3 separate regions of the Homo sapiens genome follow, and all the other regions are linked to region 2. Evidence: read pairs that join two places in POLR2A ChIA-PET (ENCODE). Cell type or tissue: MCF 10A. All regions are shown on one strand. Links, peaks and the distances in the headings refer to the core of each region. The heading gives the core; the rest is flanking DNA.

The links. ChIA-PET counts read pairs that join two places held together with the same protein. Peaks named below come from ENCODE experiments on the same cell type or tissue, not always from the same donor. Only the 100,000 strongest peaks of a DNase experiment are listed, where the experiment ranks them.
Region 1: POLR2A ChIA-PET joins it to region 2 with 6 read pairs; 7 of 35 experiments call an interaction of 5 or more read pairs at or near these places.
Region 3: POLR2A ChIA-PET joins it to region 2 with 7 read pairs; 3 of 35 experiments call an interaction of 5 or more read pairs at or near these places.

The regions. Positions count from the first base shown.
Region 1 is chr16:69,018,939-69,026,151 of GRCh38, forward strand. It overlaps TANGO6 (transport and golgi organization 6 homolog), which reads left to right. Exons shown (of 18, transcript NM_024562.2): 16 at 3,890-4,041. It also overlaps the pseudogene LOC101060098. Among named protein-coding and RNA genes, the nearest start is that of HAS3, 83 kb to the right of the region's middle. In MCF 10A, for the core only: no CTCF peak of the experiment used is centred there; no DNase peak of the experiment used is centred there.
Region 2 is chr16:69,070,051-69,077,263 of GRCh38, forward strand. The region is part of intron 17 of TANGO6 (transport and golgi organization 6 homolog); the gene reads left to right. Among named protein-coding and RNA genes, the nearest start is that of HAS3, 32 kb to the right of the region's middle. RefSeq lists enhancers at 1,608-2,327, 2,328-3,045, 3,046-3,764, 3,765-4,482. In MCF 10A, for the core only: no CTCF peak of the experiment used is centred there; a DNase peak (open chromatin) is centred at 3,491.
Region 3 is chr16:68,949,475-68,956,687 of GRCh38, forward strand. The region is part of intron 14 of TANGO6 (transport and golgi organization 6 homolog); the gene reads left to right. Among named protein-coding and RNA genes, the nearest start is that of TANGO6, 110 kb to the left of the region's middle. In MCF 10A, for the core only: no CTCF peak of the experiment used is centred there; a DNase peak (open chromatin) is centred at 3,297.

The DNA of each region.
Region 1 (7,213 bases), core at 1,092-6,091, 51 kb before region 2:
GTATGTTTGATTTGTTAATAGTAGGAAAAGTTGTGTGTGTGCATATTTGCATACATAAATGGGAATACTGGTTCTGGTAGTTTCTTTCACTTTAACAATGTCTTGAGGAGAGCTTTTCATGTCAGTATATATAATTCTGTCATGTTCATTTTAATCACTGCATAGTAATCCGTAATATGGGTATACCATGGTTATTTAACCTTTCCTATATGAATTTTTTAGTTTATTTCTTCTCATTTTTCACGATTACAATTCACTAAATTCTTGATGCAGATGTCCTTGTGCAGATATGTAACTACCTCTCTAGGATAGATAATTAGAAATGCAAAGACTGGGTCAAAGAGTCTGAGATGACAATTCAAATCTCCTCTTTTCTATTCTGAAAATAGGTTATGTCTAGGTCATCAATGATTTAGTTTTGGCAGCATACGTTGATGTTAACAGGACAGAGGTGAGTCTTATGACTGCATGTAGTATGTTAGGAATTGGGAGCATTTTGGAGAAAGTACTCCTTTATCTTTTTCTTATACTGTATGGAAGGTACATTGTGCTTTGGACCTTGAGGGGAAAACAAAAACAAAAACGAAAAAAAACAAACTTCTTCGTCCTCTTCCTTCCAAGGGACTGAGACTAGCAAAGTCATGCTTTCGAGCAACCTCTGCTTGACTCTGTGACAGCATTTGCCACACAGTTCTATAATTGTCAGTACTTATCTGTTTATATGTACTCCTTAAACTTTGGGCATCTTCTTTTCTCCTTATTTTATTTCATTTTAGTTTTGTAGAGACAAACTATCCCTATGTTGCCCAGGCTGGTCTCAAACTCCTGGGCTCAAGCAATCCTCCCGCCTCAGCCTCCCAAAGTGCTGGGATTATAGGCATGAGCCACCGTGCCCAGCCTACTTTGGGCTTCTTAAAGGGTAAAAATAGTATTTCATCAGTTCTTGTATTCCTAGAATATTAGCATGATACCTAGTACATAATTATGTTTTGTTGAATAAATGAATGAATTCAATTCAATATTACCATTTCCTGTACCTAGTACAGTCATGTGTTGCTTAACAATGGGAATACATTCTGAGAAATGTGTAGTTAGGTGATTTTGTCATTGTACAAACATCATAAAATGTGCCTACACAAACCTAGATGATATTATATTTATATATATTTTTTATACAGAAAATCAAATGTCCCAGTGTCCCAGCACCATTACTGAATACTAATTATTTCCCCAACTTGATCTAATACTAATTATTTCCCCAACTTGATCCCCAACTTGATCAGGTTTCTAAATGTGTGCTGCCCTACAATCTGATAGGACCAGTGTTGTATATGCAGTCCATGATTGACCAAAGCATTGTTATGCAGCTCATGACTGTATATGCAAAGACTGCTAAGACCTGATGGGATCAGAGATGAAGGAGTCAAAGTTCTACCCTCAAGGAATTTATAGTCTTATGGAAGAAACAGATACAGGCTTAAAACATTTAGGAACCAAGGCACGAGTGACAAATGTGATTTAAGTCAAAGCGACTTAAGCACAAAGTATTGTGAGACTTTCAAGGAGGGCTAATTGAAGCTCACTGAGGGGAAGAGGCAGGTTCCACAAAGAAAGTGGCATTTGAACTGGGCCTGGTAGGACAGGTCAGTGATTTATCAATATAGGTCATCATTTGGTGATTAAAAATAGGTGACTTTATGCTTGTAATCCTAACACTTTGGGAGGTAGAGGCAGGAGGATCACTTGAGTTTAGAAGTTCAAGACCAGCCTGGGCAACATAGTGAGACCCTGTTTCTACAAAAAAATCAAAAAATTAGGCGCGATGGCATACACCTGTCTTCCCAGCTACTCTGGAGGCTGAGGTGAGAGGATCACTTGAGCCCAGGAGATTGAGGCTGCAGTGAGCTGTGATCACTCCAGCCTGGGTAACAGAGCAAGACCCACCCCCCCTTTATATATGTATGTATGTGTGTGTGTGTGTGTGTGTGTGTGTGTGTGTGTGTGGTGTGTGTGTGTATGCGGAATCTTCTTATCACCACCTCTACTGTTGTCTTTCCAGCTACTTACTGTAGTAGGTTTCTACCTTGGACCCTTGTTCCACCCTGGACATACATGGTACCCAACAATGTGTTCTCAGCACTGCAGCCAGTGTGATCTTTTTGCACTCCTTTGCTCAGAATCCTCCAAAGGCCTCTCATTGTACTCTGAGAAAAAGTTCAAGTCCTTGCAGTGTCCTGCAAGGCCCTTCATGATCTACCCCACCTTCCCATCCCTGCCCTTACTTCTCTAGCCTCATCTAGGGCTTCCTTGGTGTTCTCAGACATGCCAGGCGTGCTCCTCTACAGGTTTTTACACTGGCTGTTCTCTCTTCCTGGTATGCTCTTCTCCCAGAAATGCACATGACTGATACGCTCACCTTCCAGTCTTTGTTTAAATGTCACCTTCTCAATGAAGCCTACCTTTACCACCTTTTTAAAACCTGAAGTCGGCCACCATTCCCATTATTCCTTATTTCCCTTACCTGTTTTACTTTTTTTGCCCCTATAGTATGTATTACCTTCTAACATTCTATCTAATTTACACTAGAATATAAGCCACAGAAGGGCAGGAATCATGGTCTCTTGTTTCGCAGCATATGCCAAGCATCTGGAACAATGCTTAGCACATACTAGGCCTCTCGTTAAATATTTGTCTAATAATCATAGTTCTCTTTCTCCAGGACCCAAATGCCTTGATTGTTTTTCACTCAATTTGCTTATCCAAGCAGACAGCAGGATAAGACAGGGAAAAGTAGGCTGATGATTGGGGTCTAGGGTCTAGCCTGGGGGCCACACTTTTTGTTTGTGTGACCATGGGCTAATTATAGTTGGGCTGGGTTTGTGAAAGTTTATTAAGCTATATACTTATGATATATACATTTTTTGTATGTATATGTAAATTTTTTTTTCTTTTTTTTTTTTTTTTTAAGACAGAATCTCACTGTGTTGCCCAGGCTGGAGTGCAGTGGCGCAATCTCGGCTCACTGCAAGCTCCGCCTCCCGGGTTCAGGCCATTCTCCTACCTCAGCCTCTCATGTAGCTGGGACTACAGGCGCCCGCCACCACGCCCGGCTAATTTTTTATATTTTTAGTAGAGACGGGGGTTTCACCGTGTTAGCCAGGATGGTCTAGATCTCCTGACCTCGTGATCCGCCCACCTCGGCCTCCCAAAGTGCTGGGATTACAGGCGTGAGCCACCGCGCCTGGCCGTGTATGTAAATTTTTTAAGTTTTCTGTAATAAGACTCTGAAAATAACTGCTAGTAACACTATGGGGAATATCTTCACATGTTTTATCTCTACATGTAGACTTTTGAGAATAAAATTGAGATTCTACATGCTTTTTCACAAAACCATACATCATGAATATTTTTCATAACATGAAATATTCTTCTGGAGCATGATTTTTAATGGTTATGCAAGTACTTTGAAAAGAATAAGACATTGGTCATGTACGGTGACTCACTCCTGTAATCCCAGCACTTTGGGAGGCCAAGGCAGATGGATAGCTTGAGCCCGGGAGTTCAAGACCAGCCTGAGCAACATGGCAAAACCCCATTTCCACAAAAAATACAAAAATTAGCCGGGCATGGTGGCATGCACCTGTAGTCCCAACTACTTGGGAGACTGAGGTGGGAGAATCACCAGAGCCTGGGAGGTCAAGGCTGCAGTGAGCTGTGATTGTGCCACTGCACTCCAGTCTGGGCAATACAGCAAGACCCTGTCTCAAAAAAAAAATAAAAACAAAAAGAATAAGACATCATGCAGTGAACTATGGAAATATAATTCTTCCTTTTTTAAGAAGTTGAAATTTTGTTTTAAGGGGTTTTGATTTCTTCCTTTTTCCTATAGGAGACATGGTCTCAAAGTACCGAGAACCTTTGATCCATACCTTCCTGAGGGGAGTGAGAGATCCTGATGGTGCTCACAGGGCCAGCAGCTTGGCCAACCTTGGGGAGCTGTGCCAGAGGCTGGACTTTCTGCTGGGCTCCGTGGTCCATGAGGTACTGTATTTTGATTCCTTTCTCTAAAGCGTGTTTTCACTTGGACCTACGATGCATCTTGAGATTGGGAGTCAGGAGACCTGGGCTCTTTTTGCAGATCTGCCACTGCCTCCCTGTGAGACAGGGCAAGTGAGCCATTGAACTTCCCAAGGCTTCATCTGTCTCACATGTATATTGAAAGTTATGTTAGTAAGGGCCGGGCATGGTGGCTTGCACCTGTAATCCCAGCACTTTGGGAGGGCGAGGCGGGTAGATTGCTTGCGGCCAGGAGTCTGAAACCAGCCTGGTCAACATGGCGTAACCCTATCTCTACTAAAAATACAAAAATCAGCTGGGCGTGGTGGTACATGCCTATAATCCCGGCTACTCAGGAGGCTGAGGCAGGAGAATCACTTGAACCCAGGAGGCATAGGTTGCAGTAAGCCAAGATCACGCCACTGCACTCCAGCCTGGGCAACACAGCGAGATTCTGTCTCAAAAAAAACAAAAACAAAAAATTATGTTAGTAAGAATTTCATAGTTGCAGCTGAGAGAAAGTCATCTTAACCTACCTTAAGCAATAAAAGATGATTTATCATAGAGTCTGATGTAACTAACAGAATTGGAGAAACCTTTAGGAAAAGTAGATAGAGCTTTACCCTGAGTCTCTGGGCCATCTGTGAGTCTTATCTCCTCCACTCACAGAAAAATCTCAGGCAAATACTCTAATTGACCCTCTTTGGCCGAGGCACCCTGTATTCAGGGGGATGGTGTTGTTTACCAAAAAAAAACGCTTAAGTTCCATATTTTGCTCAGCATTTCATACCCAGTGCCTGGTATGTAGTAGGTAATCAGTAAATTATTGAAAAGATGAATGGTGAACCATCAAAATGATAGCCATACAACGTGTTGGGGCCAGAAGCTTTTCTGGTTTTAGAGTTTTTTATTATTATTATTATTATTATTTGAAACAGAGTTTCACTCTGTCACCCAGGCTGGAGTGCAGTGGCGCAATCGTGGCTCACTGCAACCTCCGCCTCCTGGGTTCAAGCAGTTCTCCTGCCTCAGCCTCCCATGTAGCTGGGACCATGTGTCACCACACCTGGCCAATTTTTGTATTTTTAGTATAGACAGAGTTTCACCATGTTGGCCAGGTTGGTCTCGAACTCCTGACCTCAGGTGATCCACCTGCCTCAGCCTCCCAAAGTGTTAGGATTACAGGCGTGAGCCACCACACCTGAACTCAGAGTTTATTAATTAATGAAATGTGCGTCTTGCCCCTGGCCTCTATGAGTGTCTTTCTCTAGCCCCCTTTTTTTTTTTTTTGAGACAGAGTCTCGCTCTGTAGCCCAGGCTGGAGTGCAGTGGCACGATCTCGGCTTACTGCAACCTCCGCCTCCCGGGTCCCAGTTCAAGCAGTTCTCCTCAGCCTCCCGAGTAGCTGGGATTACAGGCGCATGCCACTATGCCCAGCTAATTTTTGTGTTTTTAGTAGAGACGGGGTTTCACCATGTTGGCCAGACTGGTCTTGAACTCCTGCCTTTGTGATCTGCTCGCCTCGGCCTCCCAAAGTGCTGGGATTACAGGCATGAGCCACCCCTCCTGGCCCCTCTAGCCTCTTAAATTGTACCTTTGCCTTGTATTTATGTACTCATCAATATATCAGTGTATATCTTGAGTATCTGCTGTGTGCACCTACTCTGCTATTTACAGATGATGATAGACAGAAAAAGACTAGTTAACATGTGGCCAGGAGTCTTTACTACCAATGTACATGACCATCTTAAGTTTTTTTTTGGAAGAAGATGCCTTATAAATTATAAATAAGTAAGTGAAATACAGTTTAAATTACCTTTTTTTTTATTCAAATGGAGTCTCTAACTCTGTCGCCCAGGCTGGAGTGCGGTGGTGCAGTCTCGGCACACTGCAACCTCCACCTTCCAGGTTCAAGCGATTCTCCCGCATTAGCCTCTTGAGTAGCTAGGATTACAGGCGTGTGCCACCACGCCTGGTTAAGTTTTGTATTTTTAGTAGAGACAGTGTTTCATCATGTTGGCCAGGCTGGTCTTGAATTCCCAGACTCAAGTGATCCTCCTGCCTCGGCCTCCCAAAGTGCTGGTGATGTTGGATTTTTCTTCTCAGTCACTTTGCAAGCCAGGGACCTCTGGCTGGGAATGCCCGACCCTGGCCTCACTTGGCCATGCTGGCGTGCCCCAGCTCACCTGTGTTATAGCTTGTACCACATTCAGCAGTTCCCAAGCTCTTATACCGCACCCAAGATAAATGAGGATACACTGGACATTGAAGGGTGAGGAGGGCAGAGAATAATTTTATTGAGCAATGAAACGGCTCTCAGCAGAGAAGGGAGCTGGAGAGAGGACATGAAGGGCAGGGTGTCTTCCTCAAACTCAGGTTGTCTCTTCCCTGAAGTCAACCCATTTCCCCCTCTACTGACTGAGTCTGGGGTCTTCATAGGCACAAGTTGCATGCTGATTGGTTTGTGAGTATGCAAAAAAGGTTAAAACAAGGCACCACTCAAAGGCGGGCCCCACAGTATAGAAAACCAATTAGGAAATGGTAGGCATATGTAAAATAGGTGAAGGGTGGGGACCAATCAGAGGAAAGTGTGCCAAACAGGAAGACAAGTTTTCAATCCAGTCTGAGAATTTAACTTGTAGCTTAGCTTTCGGGCTTTAAACTGCCTTCAGCTTGGAGGTAAGTTTGCACTGGGTACCTGCCCCTATCTGCGTAGGCATTTGGCTGCCTCCTGTAGATATCACTGGGATTATAGGCATCAGCCATTGCACCTGGCCTTTTTTTTTTTTTTCCACTTTAAGCAAAAACTCTTTATTTTTAAGACAAGGTATGATTTCTAATTTTCTATTCTTGGCATAAATTTTAATTCTTTCTAGTGGAACCAAAGCCTCCTGAACCCCTTTCAGTGTCATCCAAATCTTAAACTTCTTCTATTTCTAGTTAAAAAAAAATGTAGTTCACAAATGAGCTATGCAATTTGATCACCTTTCTTGACTTCAAACTTTTTCTTTTTTTTTTTTTTCTTGAGACAGAGTTTCACTCTGTTGCCCAGGCTGGAGTACAGTGGCACGATCTCAGCTCACTGCAACCTCCGCCTCCCGGGTTCAAGTAATCCTCTTGCCTCAGCCTCCCAAGTAGCTGGGACTACAGGCGCCCA
Region 2 (7,213 bases), core at 817-5,816:
AAAAAAAAAAAAAAGCTAGGTGTGGCATGTGCCTGTAATCCCAGCTACTCAGGAGGCTGAGGCAGGAGAATCACTTGAACCCAGGAAGCGGAGGTTGCAGTGAGCCGAGATCGTGCCACTGCACTCCAGCCTCGGCGATAGAGCGAGACTCCTTCTCAAAAAAAAAGAAAAAGAAAAGAAAAGAAAGTAGTGAAAGAATAGCTACTCCATAGACAGAGTAGGGCATTCCTGAAAGTAAGAGGAGGAACACGTCCACCCTAGGTACAATGCTTATATATATAGGATAGAAAAAGATCTTGGGGCCAGGCGCAGTGGCTCACGCCTGTAATCCCAGCACTTTGGGAGGCCGAAGCGGGGGGATCACCTGAGGTCAGAAGTTTAAGACCAGCCTGGCCAACATGGTGAAACCCCGTCCCTAATAAAAATACAAAAATTAGCCAGGCATGGAAGTGCTTGTCTGTAATCCCAGCTACTTGAGAGGCTGAGGCAGGAGAATCACTTGAACCTGGGAGGCAGAGGTTGCAGTGAGCCAAGATCACACCACTACACTCCAGCCCGGGTGACAGAGGGAGACTCCATCTCAAAAAAAAAAAAAACAAAAAAACACACACAAAAGATCTTGGGGAGATGTGCTCTGCTACAAGGGTTTGTGATAAATGATTAATTTTCTTAATTGCTATAGTTTGCAAGAATCAATATTATTATTATTATTATTATTATTATTATTATTATTATTTTCTGAGACGGAATTTCGCTCTGGTTGCCCATGCTGGAATGTAATGGGGTGGTCTTGGCTCACTGCAACCTCTGTCTCCCAGATTCAGGCAATCCTCCTGCCTCAGCCTCCCAAGTAACTGGGATTACAGGTACCCACCACCATGCCCAGCTAATTTTTGTACTCTTAGTAGAGACGGGGTTTCACCATGTTGGCCAGGCTGGCCTCAAACTCCTGACCTCAGGTGATCCACCCACCTCTGGCCTCCCAAAGTGTGATTACAGGTGTGAGCCACCATAAAATTAGGAATGCCTTTGTTAAAGCAAAATTTAGGAATGCCTTTGTTCCCAGATACTGGGATATCTGGACACTTCCAAGTCTGAGTCTGTTTGGTAAACATTATCAATCTATTCCCTTAACCATAAACACCTAGAAGTTAGGAATGCCTAACTTCTGGAAATGCAGCCCAGCAAGTCTCAGCCTCATTTTCCAGCCCTCACTCAAAATGCAGTCACTCTGGTTTTAACGCCTCTGACACAATGAGTGTATGCTAGCATTTAACGTTTTTGTCCTTTTATATTTAGCAACTCATTTTCCTATTAAGAAGTTATAGATGGAAAAACCTCTGCTAGATCACCGTGTCCAGAGTCCTTTTTCTGTAAATGTCTTATTTTTGACCATTCATGTTGTGTTTTGTTGATCTCACACAATAAGAACAGAATAGCCATTTCATTCACCAAGTTCCAGTAGTAAAAAACACCTTGAAATGTAAATGACCTTTAAAATATTAAAATAATTTTTAAGTGTAAATGAATCTACTCATTACCGTCTTTACTCATGGAGCTTGTGTTAGAGAGGTAGTCTAACTAGAGCCTTTTTTCTTCCTCTATTTTCATATATTCTGGATTGTGGTAATATGGTTTTTATAATCAAACAAATCAATTTAGGAAGTAAAGAGAAGAAAGATATTTGCCATTTATTTCTTCTTTTGATCTTAAAGATACAACCACTCCGCAAATGTTCCAGGTCAAGCTCATTGAAAGAGTCAAACACTGTCTTCCTGCTTTTCCATTGAATGTGCACCTGTGTGCCCAAGGCAGTCTTTTACTCACACCTTCCCTTTTCAGTTTGCCAAGCCTCTTCTGGTCCTTTCTGAGCCACGTCTAACCCTAAAGACTGCCCTTGTCCCTGAAGCTTCAGCTTTGTGTGTTTCAGGCCAACTGGCGCCTGGAAAGAGGGAGGGTGAAGAGAGAGGGAGACCGTGTGTGTGTGTGTGTGTGTGTGTGTGTGTGTGTGTGTGTGTAGAGAGAGGGAGACCGTGTGTGTGTGTGTGTATGTGTGAAGAGAGAGGGAGACCGTGTGTGTGTGTGTGTGTGTGTGTGTGTGTGTCACATGCGCTCTCTAAATTCTTTTGATAAAGAATCTGAACGCCACTCCCTTCCAAAGAGTTTTCAGACCAGGAGTCTGGGTACTTCTTTAAGATATCCTTGGCCTAAGCTTCTCAGATGGTGAAAGTGTTTGTTTCAACCACTGACTGCAAGCAGCTAAACTAGCTTTCCTGTGAATGAGACGCACCCAGCCTACTCACAGCCATACCCACTCCACCTTGCCCTGGAGTCCTTGGGCCTGATACAGTTGGGGGATGAACAGCAGGTGTGCTGAACTCATAATGAGAGGTTTCCGCTGTGGGATTGCCTATATCCTGCCCCCGACAGAGGCTCCTGTAACTTTACCTTTGAACTCTCCTTGTATTCAGCCCCTGATCCATGGGATTTGGTGACAATCCCTGGCTGGCAGGAAGCTTTGATCCTTGGGGAGTCCAGAGGAAGTCCTATGATGTGTGGGATCCCTAGAGTCACAGGGATTGGGAAGAAGCTCTATACCAGGATGGGTTGCTAAGATAGACCCATTAATTAAGCAGGAGGCTTTGCTTAACACTCAGTTACTAAAAACAGAGATCCGGTAACTGATAACAGGGAGCTCAGCACCCCTCAAGTGTGGAGTGGGTTTTGCACAGGCAGTATTGTTATTTTAAGGACACAGAAGTGCCCAGGGGGAAATTCCTACCCACACGGAGAAAGAGCAGAATACCTGTGAGTATCCCTTTTTAACAAGTAAAAGCTGACTTTACTTTGAATGTTAGGAGGCTCTAGCAAAAAAATCTCAAAGATATTTCTAAGTGAAAGATTCCTCTAAAAGGAAAAAAAAAAAAAAGATGACCTTGTAACAAACACTGGAGGATGGGGCACAGGAAGCCAGGAGAGCAGCCTGGGTGACAGAGTGAGACCTTCTTTAAAAAAAAAAAAAAAGTGGAAGCTCTAGAATTTCTATATATAGAGATGCTTTGGGCTATAATCCATTGGAGAGAGTGTTGGGAGATTTGTCTTTAGGCTGTACCTGCATAGCAAGCATGCTGGTTTTGCTTGGAAACTGCCTTCTTTTTGTGATGGCCTGGGAGCTGGAACTTACTAAAGTTCCCCCAAGCCATTTCCTTGGTGCCACCCACTGGCTGGGAATAAATGTCAGAGTGAAGGCACTTTCACAGAGCAGGTACAGGTTCCTCTTCCTCCACCCACCTCCAAAGGCGGAAATGACTTCCTTTGCTTCCAGAGAATTGCCTGCGTTTCTCTCTTAGAACGGAGATCACTCCATGTGGGGTGTGTGTACTGCCTCCCCACAGGGCTGTAGCTGCCACCTGGGAGGGTTCGTGCCTTATTCATCTTTTTTATCGCCAGCACAGTGCCTGGGCATGACAGAGGCCCATAGTACTGATTATTGAATGAGTGAGTAATCATGAGGCAATAGCGGTGGAGAGTCATCCTCTGCCGGGAATTAGCTCATTTTCATGCGGCCAGCCTCAGGAAAAATAAGACTTCCTTGCCCAAAGACAGGTTAGAAAGGGCACTCGAAGCCAGGCCTGGTGGCTCACGCCTGTAATCCCAGCATTTTGGGAGGCCGAGGCCGGCAGATCACAAGGTCAGGTGTTTGAGACCAGCCTGGCCAATATGGTGAAACCCAGTCTCTACTAAAAATACAAAAATTAGCTCGGCATGGTGGCGGGCGCCTGTAATCCCAGCAATATGGGAGGCTGAGGCAGGAGAATCGCTTGAACCCAGGAGGCAGAGGTTGCAGTGAGCCGAGATCATGCCATTCACTGCTCTCCAGCCTGGGGGGCACAGAGCAAGACTCCATCTTAAAAAAAAAAAAAAAAGGCACTCGGGTGAGGCCACAGAGTCAGGCCCCCGACCTAGGAGACCTGACTGTGGCTCAGAAGCTCCCTGAGAAAGCCCAGGAGGTAACTGCCCAGCAGGGACCAGGCAGCATCTTCCTGAGGTTTGCTCACAGGACTCAGGTGCTTCACGTGGTGACACTGGGCTAGGAGCATTGAGGGTTGTTTGCAGGCTGACCGTATAATATGTGGGTCCCAGTGCAGATTAAAATGCAGGGCTCCTTGCTAGGGAAAACAAATAACAACAACAAGAAGAAAGTACCATTAGTGCTGTGTGTGTGTGTGTATATATATATATATTACAGAAAAGGAGTCCCGATCCAGACCCCAAAAGAGGCTTCTTGGATCTTGTGCAAGAGGGAATTCAGGGCGAGTCTGCAGTGGAAAGTAAAAGCAAATTTATTAAGAGAGTAAAGTAGTGAAAGAACAGCTGCTCCATAGACAGAGTAGGACGTTCCCGAAAGAGGAGGAACGTGTCCACCCTAGATACAATACTCGTATATATGGGGCGATGTGCTCTGCTACAAGGACTTGTGATAAAGGATTAATTTTCTCAATTACTATACTTTACAAGTATCAAATTATCATCTTTAAAGCAAAATTAGGAATGTCTTTGTTCTCCAGATATCGGGATATCTGGACACTCCTAAGTCTGAGTCTGTTTGGTAAACATTATTAATTCATTCCCTTAACCATAAACATCTAGAGGTTAGGAATACCTAACTTTCTGGGAATGCAGCCCAGCAAGTCTCAGCCTCATTTTCCAGCTCTCACTCAAAATGGAGTCACTCTGGTTCGAATGCCTGTGTGTGTGTGTGTGTGTGTGTGTGTGTGTGTGTGTGTGTATAATTATTATTATTATTTTTTTTTGGAGGCAGAATCTCGCCCTATTGCCCAGGCTAGTGTGAGGTGGCGCCATTCTTGGCTCACTGCAACCTCCGCCTCCCAGGTTCAAGCAATTCTCCTGCCTCAGCCTCCTGAGTATCTGGGATTACAGGCATGCGCCACTACGCCTGGCTAATTTTTTAGTAGAGACGGGGTTTCGCCATGTTGCTCAGGCTGGTCTCGAACTCCTGAGCTCAGTTGATCCACCCAGCTTGGCCTTCCAAAAGTGCACAGATTACAGGTATAAGCCACTGTGCCTGGCCTGAAATATAATTTTTTTCCTTCCAAAGTCTGCTTTTTTTTTTTTTTTTAAGAGATGGGGTCTAAGTCTCTCTCTCAACTTGTCATGATGTTTATTATTTGCTGGAGAAAAATTAAAATGTTAAATTATTAGCATGAATTTTACTGTTCATCTTTACATTGTGCAATGCCAATTCTAAATGCAAATATAAGAGCATTAGCTCCTACACAGAATCACTGAAATTACACAATTTGTATTTCATAGTTTACACATGCATATGTATTTCCTTCTTAGCAGAACAGTAGAAACTCTACACAACACGAATTCAACTTTTATTTTTTTTTTTTTTTTGAGACAGGGTCTCACTCTGTCACCCAGGCCAGAGTGCAGTGGCAAGATCATGGCCCACTGCAGCCTCAGCCTCCTGGGTTCAAGCAATCCCCTCACCTCAGCCTCCCGAGTAGCTGGGACTACAGGCACACCCCACCACACCTGGCTAATTTTTGTACTTTTTGTAGAGATGGGGTTTCACCATGTTGTTCAGGCTGCTCTTGAACTCCTGGGGTCAGGCAATCCTCCTGCCTTGGCCTCTCAAAGTGCCGGGATTACAGGCATAAGCCATTGCACCCAGCTGAATTCAACTTTTTTTTTTTTTTTTTTTTGAGACAGAGTCTCACTCTGTGTTACCCGGACTGGAGTACAGTGGCTCAGTCTCAGCTCACTGCAACCTCTGCCTCCCGGGTTCAAGCGATTCCCGTTTCAGCCTCCCAAGTAGCTGGGACTACAGGCGTGCACCACCGTGCCCAGCTACTTTTTTGTATTTTAGTAGAGACGGGGTTTCACCATGTTGGCCAGGATGGTCTCAATCTCCTGACCTCGTGATCTTCCCACCTCGCCCTCCCAAAGTGTTGGGATTACAGGCGTGAGCCACCGCGCCTGGCCTGAATTCAACATTTTTATTTCATTTCTTTTTTTTTTTTTTTTTTTTTGAGATGGAGTCTTGCTCTGTCTCCCAGGCTGGAATGCAGTGGCACAATCTAGGCTCACTGCAACCTCCACCTCCCAGGTTTAAGTGATTCTCGTGCCTCAGCCTTCCGAGTAGCTGGAATTACAGGCACCCACCACCACGCCTGGCTAATTTTTGTATTTTTAGTAGAGACGGGGTTTCACCATGTTGGCCAGGCTGGTCTCGAACTCCTGACCTCAGGTGATCCGCCTGCCTTGGCCTCCCAAAATGCTAGGATTACATGCGTGAGCCACCGTGCCCAGCCTCATTTCTTGATACATTTACATTCGACCAACACTGTCTACCTTTGATTTACTGATAAGAAAGGACTGAAAGGAACAAGAATAATGGGTTGCCCTGCTGTGCCATTATTTTCAGTGTAAATGACTGGCTAAAACAAGGAAGTGAATGAGTAAGAAAGATGCAGTCGGGTTCCATGGTCCTCTGTGTTTTTTAGAAAGCCATTGCCTTCTTTCTGTGTTCGAAGCAACGCATGGAAAGTGCATGAAAAGTGTCGCCTCTCCAAGCTGTTGGGGCCTCCATTTGCCCACTCTTAAATGTAACAGCCATGCCTGCCTTGTACTTGCTTCTAGCCTTGTTGCCCTCCCCCATATGGTGAGTCCACCAGAATCCTGTGCTTATGGGGCACAGTGAACTCCAGATGCAAATGCTCTGGCAAAGAGGAGTGAACACAATCTTACCTCCTCCACTGACATTCACGCTCCCTGTCCCATTGGAGTTCATTTACAAAACACAGGTTCACAGGAGGCTGAGGCAGGAGAATCGCTTGAACACAGGAGGCGGAGGTTGTAGTAAGCCAAGATCGCACCACTGAACTCCAGCCTGGGCGACAGAGCACGACTCTGTCTCAAAACAAAACAAAACACACACACAAGTTGAAAAATAAGATTATTACGAATTTTTTTTTTTTTGGAGACAGGGTCTCACTCTGTCTCCCAGGATAGAGTGCAGTGGCACGATCACAGTTCACTGCAGTCACAAACTCCTGAGCTCTAGGGATCTTCCAGCCTTAGCCTCCAAGCCCTAGACTGCAGGCGTGTGCCACCATGCCTGGCTAATTTTTATTTTATTTTATTTTATTTTTTTTTAGTAGAGATGAGGTCCTGCTATGTTACC
Region 3 (7,213 bases), core at 920-5,919, 120 kb before region 2:
GCCGGGCATGATTGTCAGTGCCTGTAATCCCAGCTACTTGGGAGGCTGAGGCAGGAGAATCGCTTGAACCCGGGAAGCAGAGGTTGCAGTGAGCCGAGATTGCACCATTGCACTTTAGCTTGGGAGATGAGCGAAACTCTGTCTCAAAGAAAAAAAAAAAAAGCTTACTTTAAAATAATACAAATTATGAGGATGTGAAGAAATGTTGCCGGTAGAAATGTAAAATGGTACAGTTGCTTTGAAAAATAGTCTGGCCATTTTCAAAAGGTTAAACATGGTTATCATGTGACCTATCAGTTCCACTCCTAGGTATATACCCATGAGAAATGAAAACATATGTCCACACAAAAGTTTATATTTATATATATATATAGGCATTATTTATAATAGCTGAAAAATTGAAACAACATACATATTAATATCTACCGCCTGATGAATGGATTCATAACATCTGATGTATGTACACAGTGGAATATTATTTGGCAGTAAAAAGGAATGAACTATTGATTCATACTGCAACATGAATGAATTTGAAAATATGGTAAGGAAAAGAAGCCAGACACAAAAGGCCATGTGTTGTATGATTCCTATATGAATGAAATGTCCAAAACAGACAAATGTATAAATTCAGAAAGTAGAGTAATAGTTGTCAGAGGATGTGGGGGATGGAGGAGTAAGGAGTGACTGATAATGGATATGAGGTTTCTTTGTGAGGAGATGAAAATGTTTTGGAATTAGATAGTGGGGATTATTGCACAGCCTGGTAAATATACCAAAACTAACTGAATTGTACACTTAAAAAAATTAAAGGCCACACGTGGTGGCTCATGCCTGTAATCCCAACACTTTGGGAGGCCGAGGCAAGCAGATCACCTGAGGTCAGGAGTTTGAAACCAGCCTGGTCCTACATGGTGAAACCCCATCTCTACGAAAAATACGAAATTAGCTGGGCATAGTATGGGTTCCTATAATCCCAGCTACTCTGGAGGCTGAGGCAGGAGAATCGCTTGAACCTGGGAGGCGGAGGTTGCAGTGAGCCGAGATCGAGCCACTGTATTCCAGCCTGGGCGACAGAGCGAGACTCTGTTTTAAAAAAAAAATTTAGGATGGGCGCGGTGGCTCACACCTGTAGTCCCAGCACTTTGGGAGGCTGAGGTGGGTCGATCACGAGTTCAGGAGTTCGAGACCAGCTTGGCCAACATGGTGAAACCCCATCTCTACTAAAAGTACTAAAATTAGCCAGGTGTGGTGGCGGGCACCTGTGATCCCAGCTGCTCAGGAGGCTGAGGCAGGAGAATCGCTTGAGCCTGGGAGGCGGAGGTTGCAGTGAGCTGATGTGGCACCGTTGCACTCCAGCCTGGGCAATAGAGCAAGACTCTGTCTCAAAAAAAAAGTAAATTTAAAAAATTTAAAAATAACGTTAAAAACTCAGAACAGTACTGTTGTTTTTTGTGGAGCTCTCAGGACTATGAAAGATGGGTGGGCAGGATTTAGACACTCAAATGAGTGTGAGGGGATTGAAGCTGAGGGAAAAGCAAAGGTAGGAAGATGTTCAAGAGTGGGGCCAGACCAGGTGCTGTGGCTGCTGCCTGTAATCCCAGCACTTTGGGAGGTCGATGTGGACGATCACTTGAGCCCAGTAGTTTAAGACCAGCCTGGACAACATGGCAAAATCCTGTCTCTATAAAAATTTTAAAAATTAGCCGGGTGTGGTAGCGCATGCCTATAGTCCCAGCTACTCTGGAGGCTGAAGTGGGAGAATCACTTGAGCCCAAGAGGTCAAGACTGCAGCAAGCTGTGATCATACAACTGCACTCCAGCCTGGGTGACAGAGACCCTGTCTCAAAAAAAAAAGGCAGGGTGGGGGGGTTGGGCAAATATAAAGTATAACAGAAGGGAAGCAGTTCAGGTTGTTAGTGGAGCAAAATGGGCATGAAGGCAAGGTATAGGAGTCAGTATCTTCATCTCCCATTTTTCAGACAAAGAAACCAGGGCTAAGAGGCCAACTGCTTGGCCAACCAGTATGTAATAGAGGCTGGATTCAACTCCAAAGCCAAGGCCCTTATTTATGCCTCTGTACTTCCTTCCTTTTTCCATTGCATTTTCTCACCTTTGTCACAACACCATGGCCTCTGTTCTTTTTTTTTTTTTTTTTTGAGACAGAGTCTCGCTCTATCGCCTAAGCTAGAGTGCAGTGGCGTGATCTCAGCTCACTGCAAGCTCTGCCTTCCCGGTTCACACCATTCTCCTGCCTCAGCCTCCTGAGTAGCTGGGACTACAGGCACCCGCCACCACGCCCAGCTAATTTTTTGTATTTTTAGTAGAGACGAGGTTTCACCGTGTTAGCTAGGATGGTCTCGATCTCCTGACCTTGTGATCCACCCGCCTCGGCCTCCCAAAGTGCTGAGATTACAGGCGTGAGCCACCACACCTGGCCAGCCTCTGCTCTTACGGATGGTAAAATTAAACCATGGAACCATGGATCATGACATTTTCAGTGAAGCAATTAAATACTTCTTAATTTCATGGCTTCTGGGGCTCCTTTAAAGTCCCTCACCTCCTATTCATATAGACTAGCTGTCACAAAGGCAGGATTCATGACCAAGAAGGCAACATGAGATACCTCCAGGTAAAGAGTCAGTTGCTTAAATGTCCACTTTACAAGCTATTAAGGAGGTCTAAGTACCTTCCCTGCAGAACAGCGATTTAAATTTTGCCCTGGAGCCACCCTTTCTCTAGTAAAGTTGGAATTTGAAGGCAAGTTAAGGAGGATGGAGTAGTGAGAGAGCTTGTAAGTAAAACAGCAAGTCCCTCTTCAGACTTCCCCTTAAATACAGCATCCCACACTCTCTAAGTAATCCATGGTTTTTACTGGAGCTTTATTGCAGTATCAGCTAGAGGTGCACCCTGCTTTTGTGTTTCCCTCCCCAACTAAAGAGCAAGCAGCCTATGTCACCCTTCATCTCAAATACAAATTAAAATTCCTAATCTCACCAGATGTGATTAAGATGATACTTGAAGCTGTTCACACACTTAGTAAGCCCAATTATATTTTTTATTAACACTGACATAGTTCCTTTTGTTGGTGAATCATAACTTTACAATTTTTAACTGAATGAAGCATCAATTACCCCCTCTCAGGTCACGTTGAGAACTTGGCAGTGGTGGAAGGTAAACTTAAATGGTGTCTGTACAGTTTGGGCAACACATTTTTAGATTTTTACATTAGGCTTTTGTGCTTCCTGACCTTGTGGTATCTCTCCTGCCCCAGAGGAGGATTGAAGGTTGGGAATGAATTGAGCCTCAGGGAATGAATCACAACCCCTTGAGCTGCCAAAGACCTCATTAGGTCATCTCTCTGTCCACCTGCTGGGACATGATTGCTAAGGTGTTTCTTAGGAGAAAGCTGTTTTAGAATCACTTTTGTACTTTGTGTTCAACTTTTGTTTTCCACTATTGATAACCTTTAAATAGGGACAAAAAGAGAATTGTAAAATATTTTCTTTGGCAATTAGGGTTTTCTTTTTGTTGTTGTTGTTAATGGCTTAAAATGTTCATTCACTCAACAGGTATTTTTTATTATTATTATTATTATTATTATTATTATTATTATTATTTTGTGTGTGTGAGACGGAGTCTTGCTCTGTCTCCCAAGCTGGAGTGCAGTGGCACAATCTTGGCTCACTGCAACCTCTGCCTCCCAGGTTCGAGCGATTCTCCTGCCTCGGCTTCCTGAGTAACTGGGATTACAGGCACGCACCACCACGCCTGGCTAGTTTTTTGTATTTAGCAGAGACAGGGTTTCGCCATGTTGGCCAGGCTGATCTCGAATTCCTGACCTCAGGTGATACACCTGCCTCGGCCTCCCAAAGTGCTGGGATTATAGGCGTGAGCCACTGCACCCGCCTCAACAGATATTTATTGAGCACTGCTATGTTTGAGGGTGCTGTGCAAGGTACAACACTGAGAAAAACAGTCATGTCTTGCCTTCATGGAGTTTACAGTTGGAGAAGAGCAAATGATACAAAATCACACAAATGTAAAACATGGTTTTGACACAGGTGCTCTAAATAAAAGGTACATGGTGTTCTCTCACTAACTCCATCCTCCTTAACTTGCCTTCAGATTCCAACTTTACTAGATAAAGGGTGGCTCCAGGGCAAAATTTAAATAGCCGTTCTGTAGGGAAGATACTTAGACCTCCTTAATAGCTTGTAAAGTAGACATTTAAGCAACTGACTCTACCTGGAGGTATCTCATACTGTCTTCTTGGTCGTGAAACCCGCCTTTGTGACAGCTAGTCTATATGAATAGGAGGAGAAGGACTTGAAATGAGCCCCAGAAACCATGAAATTAAGATGTATTTAATTGCTTCACTAAACATGTTTTAGGGACATTTTCCCTGACAGCAAGGGAACGAGGCAGTAACCCATCAGTGAGGATCTGTGGGTAGTTAGGAATTAACCTAGTAAAGAAGGGAGGAGACCAGGCACAGTGGCTCATGCCTGTAATCCCAGCACTTTCGGAGGCCGAGGTGGGCGGATCACTTGAGGTCAGGAGTTCGAGACCAGCCTGGCCAACATGGTGAAACCTCGTCTCTACTAAAAATACAAAAAAAAAGAAAAGTTAGCTGGGTGTGGTGGTGTGTGCCTGTAATCCCAGCCACTTGGGAGGCTGAGGCAGGAGAATTGCTTCAACCCAGGAAGCAGAGGTTGCAGTGAGCTGAGATCGTGCCACTACACTCCAGCCTGAGCAACAGAGCAAGACTCCATCTCAAAAAAAAAAAAAAAAAAAGGAAGGAGGAAAGAGTGTTGTAGGATGCGAAACAGCAAAGCAGCAGGACTACAGCAGGGAGGAGCAGGAGGCAAGAACTGCATGAACGCCTGTGCCCTCCAGACCCTTAGGATCAGTAAGGAGGGGCATGGGTGAGTGGGTTTGGAGCACCAGGCAACCCACTCTAACCAGATGGCTCTCCTTTTCTCTCTTTCATCAAGCCCTCTCTTAAGATTTCATGGAAAAACAAAGTTCTGCTGCTCAAAAGAAAAAAAAAGTTTTGAGAACTCACTGTCAGGCTATGTACGTGCCTAGCGAGAAAGTTTTATACCACATTTCATGTGTCATGCCACATACACACCCTTCCTCACCTCTTCACCACTGATGGAGAATTCAGTCTCTCCTTAAGCCTACTTTCATAAAATGCAATGAGAATGTTTGGATATCTGTACAAATTTCTGAGCTTGGTTGTCCAACACACAGCCCTTAACCATTATGAAAAACATCCTAATTGCAGATTAAAAAGGTAAAAAACCATATGGCATTATTTTAGGCCAGTGGGTTTTAAGTAATTTTTTAGCGGTGGAATCCATTTTCAAATGAGATCTAACATGAAGGCATCAAAAACTCAGGTGATTTTTATTTTCTTCTTTGTGTCTTTTATATTTTTCATGTTTTCTAATATGAACACGTATTGATTTTATAATAAGAAGAGAATGTTTTTAAAATTACATGGCTGTTTAGGGAAACTGAATTGTTTCATGACAACAAGGTTCAGGGACTAGTACAGATTGAAACAGATGGCTTCCCTCGGTGTAGTACCCCCCGTTGACCTTTTCACAACTAGGGATTACTAAAGCACAGAGTGACTATGGCTTTTTCACTGTGAAATTATATGACAGCAGAAACCTAACTGACAAACAGATGTTTTTCCCAAGTGGAGCTTTTCTTAATGAAATCGTTGCTTGGAAACCAGACCATAATAATAACTTCTCTATATTTAGTTTGTAAAGTGATTCAGTTTGCAAAATTATTAAGTCAGAGTATACTAATTAGATAAAATTGAATGTATCTATTATTTGTCTTGCAATTCAGCAACCAAATGGTTAAGCTAGGAGCAGAATTTCATCCGGGATATATCTGTCCAGATGCCATTCATAACAGGGGACATACAAGGAAAATGACAGCTCATAGAGCAACGCTGCTCTGCTCCTCACTGTGACTGCATTGGCACAGTGGTGTTTGATCTTTCACTCATACTTATTAGAAGCTGTTACTTGCAGCACTTATTAAGATGCTGAGACGATCAGTTGGGTCACTGGGTCAAAAATTGTACGTGAAAATGTGAAAATAAATTCAATTTAAATTACTCAGTGAGACAACAGTATAAAGGAGAAAGATTCAGGAGTGAATATACTTGTTTAGCATGATAGAATTTATCAGTGGAAAGTCTGATATACTATTAGTAATACAAAGAAACCTTAACATGCAGCATATTTGTCAGGTAGATTAAAACATTAAATCTTAAATTCAAACTATACATATTCTATAAAAAAATAGATATCTGCCTTCCACTTCCAGTAATAATGAGATAACTCAGCTAAAAATAACTATTATATAAGCCAGGCATGGTGGCTCACATCTGTAATCCCAACACTTTGGGAGGCCCGAGGCTGGAGGATTACCTGAGGTCAGGAGATCAAGACCAGCCTGGCCAACATGGTGAAACCCCATCTCTACTAAAAATACAAAAATTAGCTGGGCATGGTGGTGGGCACCTGTAATCCCAGCTACTCGGGAGGGTGAGGCAGGAGAATTGCTTGAACTCAGGAGGTGGAGGTTGCAGTGGGCTGAGATTGCACCACTGCACTCCAGCCTGCGCAATGGGGTGAGACTCTGTCTCAAAAAAACAAAACAAAAAATAAAAACAACTATTACATAGGGTAACATATTTAAAACACTTTAAAAGCATTAAAGAGCTCATAAGAAAACAGGGAATAACCAAGCCAGCATCTAAAGAGAAAACCAGAACTCTATGAGGTGAACTGAACATAAGAACCTGCATTTACTCTGAGGGCATTTGCTTGAAATTAAGCTGTGGGTTTCATGGCTTTGAAGGGCAACATTGCAGAAATGAAAGCCCAGACCAAGTTTGAAGTAGGAGTCTAACAGAAGGCCCTCCAACATTAAGCTTAGACCCGCTAAGGAATACGCCTCCAGATGTACCTTCAAGTACCTTCACCTGTTCCCAAGGGTCTGGGAGTAGACTTGTCTTGGCACTAAGCAGAGCAGGAGGGAATAAGGAAAGAAAACCTCTATCTGAGGCCAGGCACAGTGGCTCATGTCTGTAATCTGAGCACTTTGGGAGGCCGAGGCAGTTGGATCACCTGAGGTCAGGAGTTTGAGACTAGCCTGGCCAATATGGTAAAACCCTGACTCT